Regions from separate parts of the Homo sapiens genome. Here region 2 is linked to region 1. Evidence: chromatin contacts called from ENCODE Hi-C data. All regions are on one chromosome and are shown on one strand. The core of a region is the stretch at or near the end of the contact, and the rest is flanking DNA. Distances in the headings are between cores, read along the strand shown. Region 1 has its middle 180 kb from the start of CLIC5. Region 2 holds the start of CLIC5 (chloride intracellular channel 5).

What was found. A loop is a pair of places that touch in the nucleus more often than their neighbours do. Pooled maps may share reads with other maps.
Region 2: a loop to region 1 is called in a map with no recorded cell type, with 4 times the contacts of the local background. The contact joins the promoter of CLIC5 here to the enhancer-like site in region 1. A Hi-C loop is called at or near these places in 13 of 37 single-sample maps with no recorded cell type and 14 of 50 pooled maps.

The regions. Positions count from the first base shown.
Region 1 is chr6:45,829,924-45,833,681 of GRCh38, forward strand. No RefSeq gene overlaps it. Among named protein-coding and RNA genes, the nearest start is that of CLIC5, 180 kb to the right of the region's middle. Within about 2 kb of position 1,613, at least 2 of the 41 ENCODE cell types and tissues checked have a DNase peak (open chromatin) inside an H3K27ac peak, as active enhancers do.
Region 2 is chr6:46,013,735-46,017,492 of GRCh38, forward strand. CLIC5 (chloride intracellular channel 5) reads right to left here and starts at 2,126. Exons shown (of 6, transcript NM_016929.5): 1 at 1,746-2,126. The coding sequence starts at 1,808. RefSeq lists enhancers at 1,239-2,083, 2,084-2,928 and a silencer at 1,777-1,826.

The DNA.
Region 1 (3,758 bases), core at 363-2,862:
GGTTATGTCACTCCTCTGCTCAACACTCTCCAGTGGCTCCTGTCTCAGAGAAGCCCAAAGCCTTGCAAGGCCTACCCTATTCAATTCCACGTCCTTCTGAATCCAGTCTGCATCCCTCCCAGTTGCTCTGCTTCAGCCACTCTGGCCTCAGGGCCTTTGCACTGGCTACTCCACTACCTGGATTACTCTTTCCCCAGTGATCTCTCAGCTCACCTTCTTACCTCCTTTGAGCCTATATCTCAATGGCACCCTCTTAGAGACACCCCTTTTTTTTCCTCAGCACTCCTCCTAACCCTTCTAGGCTTTGCTTTTTGCCAAAGCCCTTAGAAATCCCATATGTTTTGTTTATTCATTTATTTATCTGCTTCTCCCAGTGGAACTCCAGGGAGAGGGAGACTTTCGCTGTTTTGTTTACTACTGCACCCCCGGGGACTAAAACAGTGCCTGGTCCTTAGTGATGATTCATATGTGTTTGAATGAGATATTGAATAAAAGAATGAGTTCTCATTATATATTAGTATTTATGAGTCATGGTAAGTGCTGTGTTCTTGGCTTTACGGATGAAGAAACAGAGTCCCAGAAGATTTTGTGACTTGTCTGAGGTCACGCAGCTTGTGGTAGAGCCAGCTTTAGAACCCAGGGGCTATGACCTGCAGCCTCAGGTCTTTTGGGCAACCACTTCCTGCATTTCCATGCAGCTATTTCCAGGCAGGCACATACCCGGCTCTGACACGGACTCTGGACAGGCTCAATATGCAGATACACAGTCTTTCCCCGAAGTGAGAAGAGGGTACCACACTGCTGCTGTCATTTCCTGGACAGAGAAATGTGCATCTTGCCCGCTGGGTTCAGAGCAATAGTAATTACGAGAGTCTGGAGGGAAGTGAGAAAAGGTATCAGGGGCATTTAACAACCTTCACTGACCTGCAAATTATTATTTACAGTAACACAGAGCATTTCCTCTTCAGAGGCAAAGATGTAGAACATATCATATATGTGTCTTTCTTTTTTTCTTTCTTACTTTTTTTTTTTTTTTTTTTTAAAGAAGACTGACTTCTCACAGTGCTCTCCGGAAGCAGACAGAGAAGAGAAAGGGTTATTGGGCAGGTCAGAACGGACTTACCCTTAGGAGATGAAAGGAATGAATCTTCACTGTACTTTCTTAAATTCCTCCAGGAACTCTATGAAGATGATATTGGAAAACCTGAGAATCTCACTGTAAACTTTTGAGAGGCTGGGTCGGGTTTTATTTAACATGCATCTCCTGTTGATTCGGCACACTGCTTTGCAACAGCAGGTCTGGAGAAGTGTGTTCAGATTGACTGCCTGGGCTGGGAGGGGCTTTGGTTCTCATCTCTTCCAATCTCGTCCCCAGGATGTAGACCATCTGCTCATTCCTAGACTGCAGCTGCCAAACCAAAAACACGTCCACTGACTGGTAGCTCATTACCTATCACAGCAGCCCTTCTTTTTATACTGCTTATGTTGAACTACTGTCTTCTTCCTACAAGCTCCACCCTTCAGGTCTAGTTCTTTCTTCTGGATTGACAGAGGATAAATCTACTATGTTAGTAACAGATAAGCTTTCTTACATGAAATAGAGCAAGTTCTCCTTATCTCACTGGCTCTAAAAAGCAGAACTTGGCACCTAGCAGTCTGTGAAAGCAGGAGTTCCCTGAGAGTCCTCCCACAGTGTGTGTGTGTGTGTGTGTGTGTGTGTGTGTGTGTGTGTTTCTGCGTGGGGAGTGTGTTTCTAATGTGGTGGTGCAGAGTTTGACATTGGAGTCAAGCTTCTTGGGCTCATTTCCAGGCTCTATCACACAGCCCTGTGACTTGGATATGACACTTAGCCTCTCTGTGTCTCAGTTTCTTAAGCTGTAAAATGGGAAGAATAATAGTGACAACCTGATGGGATTGTTGTGATAATTAAATGTGCAAATGCCGTGAAGCATTAGTAGAGTGCCAACCTAGCATATACTGTGTGCCAATGATGCAGTGTCTTTGGGAGGATGTTCTGCTTCTCATGGGTTATAACAAGCAGAAGAAAGCCGTGGATCTGGGGGAATTGTCCCTTGTCCCTGGTGCCTTCTCCTTCAGTGCTTCTCTGTTTTCCTCCCTCTTTCTCCTCCCCTATCTGTTCCCAGGCCGTTCTCCAGTGGTCTAGTCCCAGTATACTGTTCTCTAAGCTGTACAGCTGCTTTTTCTATGCCTGGGGACACTTAGACTTTTTCACAGGGAACCAGGGAGATCCACAATTCTTCCAGGTGCAAAGGAGTGACTCTAAGGGTGACCTCTCAGTGTGGTGAGTGGGAAACAGGTATTCAGGGAACTGAAAGTAAAACCCTTCCCAGTACCCCTCACCCCACAACCACAAACACTCACCTACTTGGACCATTGATTGTGTGTGTCCATGAAGTCACATCTTCCTGCCACATGTTTTAAACTTGACATTTTCTACCTCGCTAAGTTGTGACAAATCCTTTGATATGGCCGAGAATGAATTGCTTTAAATTTAGTCGGAATTCGTGATACATCACATGAAATGAGAAGAAAGACAACCTGATCAACAAATGATATTAATGTTCCAAATTTTGGATGGGTTTAAAACTAAACATAAAGAGAGGAAACTGACAGTTTTTGTTTGTTTGTTTTTTGTTTTGTTTTTTTGAGACAGGGTCTCGCTCTGTTTCCCAGTCTGGAGTGCAGTAGCAAGATCTCTGATTACTGCAGCCTTGATCACCCAGACTCAAACCATCCACCCACTTCAGCCTCCCAAGTAGCTGGGACTACAGGCCTGTGCCACTATGCCCAGCTAATTTTTCTACTTTTAGTAGAGATGGGATTTCTCCAGGTTGTCTAGGCTGGTCTCGAATTCCTGGGCTCAAGCCACCTTGGCTTCTCAACATGCTGGAATTATAGGCATGAGCCACTACGCCTGGCTGAAACTGACATTTTTGAGGGCCTGTTTTGTACCAGGCCCTGTGCTATGTGATTAGCGTAACCCAGGGAGGGGTAGTAGTTGTATTCTCCCTATTTTCAAAGATGAACAGTGAGCTGCTCAAGGTTCACAGCAGTCACTTGAGCATTCCAACCCTAGTCAGTCTGCATCCAAAAGCAGAAGGTTTTGGGTTGTGCAGGCGGAATTTGAAGCCAATGATCAGGAGACTTGGTTTCTAATCACACAACAGGGCTGGGCTACTATTTCTTTCTTTCTTTTCTCTCTCTTTTGAGATGGAGTTTCACTCTTGTTGCCCAGGCTGGAGTGCAATGGCATGATCTCGGCTCATCGCAACCTCCGTCTCCTGGGTTCAAGTGATTCTCCTGCCTCAGCCTCCTAAGTAGCTGGTATTGCAGGCATGTGCCACCACACCCAGCTAATTTTGTATTTTTAGTAGAGACGGGGTTTCTCCATGTTGGTCAGGTTGGTCTTGAATTCCCAACCTCAGGTGATCCGCCCACCTCGGCCTCCCAAAGTGCTGGGATTATAGGCATGAGCCACCGCGCCCGGCCTACTATTTCTTCACATATAAAATGAGAATGGGAATGATAATATCCACCTCACATTCCTCCTGGGGTAGGTGAAGTTGCTTTTTAATCATTTACCTTAATTTATTTATAACAGTAATGCATACACATGAACAAAATGTGGCAAGGGCTGTTGGAGAGTATGTCTCTCTGCCCCAGCTCTGAGCTCATGCCCTGGATGTACACTCCTTGACCATGTCTTTTTACTTCTGGTAATTCCCACCACAACCTTA
Region 2 (3,758 bases), core at 876-3,375, 180 kb after region 1:
GCAAAGGGCTCCTTTGGTTCTAAAGAACCTATTTGTGTTTCAAATATCTTTCAGAAACTTGACACCTTGAAACTACCACTCTCAAGGAATCTGAGTAAGTCCTAGAATCGCTTTCTTCAAGGAGAGCAGCAAGACTCATCGCTTTGTTAAAGCTCTCCCTATTCACCCCTAGGGCCCAGGCCTGGATGCTGGGGTTCAGAACACCCCCTTGCTGCCCTAAGGTCCAACACTACCCAGCATCAGACGAGAAATGACCTCCTTTATTACCTGGGTCTGCCAAAGGACCTGGAAATCCAGCCTGGGGTGGGGGTGGGGGGAGTCCCAGAAACCAAAGGAGCACACAGGGGCCACAGTGGGAAGAGAACAGGCTGAAGAAAGCAAGTGTCACTAAATGTCAGGTGTAAGCTTGAAAAATAAACACAAAGAATGTAAAACCCAGCAGAAGAAATTTAACAAACCTTTGTGGTAGGCTGGGACAACGGAGACAGATCACGTACCAAGTGTAAAGTAAGTCACATTTTAAGAGTCAGAAAGTACCAAAGACCACAGATTGTTATCAAGGTTTATGTAGATCTCATACTTTTTGCAAACATCTATTTAATTAGCTTGTAGAGAAGGATCTTTTGGGCAAAATAACATTTTCCCAATTCCAGGGAATATTTATGCCTTTTAAATTCTGCCAGGAGGCCCCTGACAGGCACCAGTGACTCTTCCCTTCTCAGCGATCTGCATATTTCTAGGGAAACTTTGCACTGAGAGAGTTTTCCCCCTTTGTGAAAGGTCTTGGCGCCCAGGCAGTCCCCGACTTCCCCTCCCCCAAGTCCTGGCGACTGTTTCTGCTCAGCCCTGGAGGCTACTCTCCCGCAGCCTCAGGTTTCCCTACTTCTGCAGCGTCGGCACCAAGGGCTGATCAAATGTTTCTTTCTCCTTACACCGGCGGACCGGGAAACGCCGCCGCAGCCTCGCCTCCATCCTTCCTCCTACAGGTTGCAAATAAAGTACAGCAGCTCTGACATTAGGCAGTTTCTGTCCAAGGAGCAAGGTGACTTCATTTAATTTGCACTGTGCTCCTTCATCCCTGTCTGCATCAGGTTGAACGGGAGGCTCTCCCTACTACCAAACGCCTAACATTTCCTTGATACTGCCTTGAAAAATCATGATTATGACAAAAATAATAACGTCGGAGAATGGAGTGCTTGTTTTCTGCTTTGCAAGTCACCAAGCAAGAAAACACTTTTGTCTCCTTGGCTTTTATTTTAGGATCTCTGAGCGAAAGAGAGAAAGAGAATTTTAAGAAATGTCATTTTCGCTTTGCCAAAGATCATTGTGTCAATAACGTTTCTCTCCCATTCCTCCCCCTCCTCCCGTTTTAAAGGAAAGGTTCACGGGTCCAGCCAGGTTTCTGCCGCATCCCGACACCTGGAGACGTCTTTCAGGACCAGCCTGAATCGCGTCCGGGCTGGGCTCTGGACTCGGACTCGCAGCGGTGACAGCGGAGGCGGGGACGGGGGTGGACAAACTGCGGATCAACTCTCCGAGAAGACGGCCACCTGCCGGAACCTGCCTTCCTCCATTCCGCCCAGGAGCCTCGCAGCGGGGCGCTGGCCTGCGGAAAGGCCACGGGGGAGCACAGGGCTCCGCGCCGCCCTCCTGGGAGGGTCCGGAGTCCAGCGCACCCCGAGCCCTGGTGGGTGAGCCCGGCGGGAGGCGCGGCAGGTGCGGCGGGAGACTGGACCCCGACCTACCTTCACAAAGAGCTCGATCTCGGGGTCCCTGTCGTCCCCGTTAGCTGTCGCCGAGTCTGTCATGCCGTTGGCGCCCGGGGCTACCGTCCCGGGCCGGGGAGGCGCCACCTCTGCAGCACCTGGGCCAGCACTCTGCGCTCCTGCCGCTGCCCAGCGGGGCTCCTCTTCAGGGCGGTGTTTAATTTTTCACAAAACCATCTATTCTCCAGCCCGAGCAGCGGGGTCTGAGAGATCAGTGTCCCAGATGCTCACATGAAAAGGAGCGAAGCCGGGAGGAGGCGGGGGGCCACGGGGAAAGCCGGGTTAAGGGAATGACAACAGGTCGTGGGAGCAACAAGTGCCGGGCTGCCCGGAGGTGTCACAGGATCCGCGACTGTCAGCGATCCCGCCGCCGCCAACGCGCCCAAAATAGCCGGCGGCTGCAGGGCGGGGTCAGCCGGGCGGGGACGCGGCGGGGACACCCCGGCAGCTCGGGCCTGGGCCGGGCCACGGCCCCCCGCCCCAAGACCCCGCAGGGCAGGAGGCGGAGACAGAGCTGGTCCTGGCAAAGCCACCAAGGCCAAGAGGATGTCCTGGGGGCGGATAATGAGGCGAAGGCAGAAAGAGTCGAGGAGAAGGGGAAGGGGAAGAGGAAGGGGAAAGGGGAAGGGGAAGAGGAAGGGGAAAGGGGAAGGGGAAGAGGAAGGGGAAAGGGGAAGGGGAAGAGGAAGGGGAAAGGGGAAGGGGAAGAGGAAGGGGAAAGGGGAAGGGGAAGGAAGAGAGGAGATGGCTCTCAAGTCTTCTGTTTCTTTAATAAAGCGTCAGCTCCTCCGAGTTACTCCACTACCAGCCTTACCCACTTGGAAAGCCCTTCCTGTCTTAGTGATGCTCAGAACCCCCACCAAAAGGGGCATTTGCCATCCTTGGGCTAAGCAAAAGGAGAGTAGGGTGCTGGGGACGGGCAGGGCAGGGCAGGGGTGGCTCCTGGGGCAGAGGGGTGAGTCAACCCGGTCAGGTGCGGCTTCCATGCCTTTCAGCCTTCTGGGTTTGTTTATTTTTCTTCTCCCTTCTTTCATTTTCTTTCTATTTCTTCCTTTATTTTCTGATCTTACTTCATTCCCGTTCTCTTCTGGTTGTTTTAGTGAAGTAGGATGCAAACACAGAAAAGATGCACATATCTTAGGTGTATGCCTCAATGAATTTTCACAATCCAACCCACCCATGTAACGAGCGCCAGATGAAGAATAAAATGTTAGCCACAGCCCTAGAAGCTCCTCCTGCTCTCTCCTCTCCACATCTTTTCTCCCGTCTCCACTGTCCCAGGGTAACCATTATTCTGGCTTGTAGCAGCATAGGATCTTTTTGCCTGGAATGTTGGTGTCTGGCTTCTTTCGCTCATTACTATGTTTGTGAGATTCATCCATTGTGCTATGTGTAGTTGTGTATCATCCATTTTCACCGACACACTTACTTATTCATTCTTCTGTCAATGGACATTTGTGCAGGTGACTATCATGACTACTCTGTCACGAACATTCTCTCTATCAAACATCTTTTGGTTGGATTCACAGACACTTTTCTCTTGGATGTATACTTAGGAGTGGACTTGCTGAGTTGTAGTGTATAAGAATGCTCTCCTTGTGTAAACACTGCCATAGGTTTTCTAAAGTGGTTGCACCAACAGACATTCCCACCCTTCAGTTCTTTAAAAAATAATTATTGAATGTTTTGCACCAGAATCTGGTGGAATTCTCTTTGTCTTCTTTGCCTTCTCTTTAATTAATCCTGTTTGTGCTATGTCCTTCCTTACTAAAAACATGTATTTGTTTAATAGCTTTATTAAAAAATTTATCGCTTAATAAAAAAATAAGTAATAATACTTATTATGTGCTAGGCAAAAATGTTGAGCACTTTACATGTGTGAACTTGTATAATATTTACAAATAGTATAATGATCCCAATTTTACAAGTGGGGAAACTGAGACATGAAGTATTTAAGTAACTTATCCCTAGTCATTCAGCTAGGAAATGGTG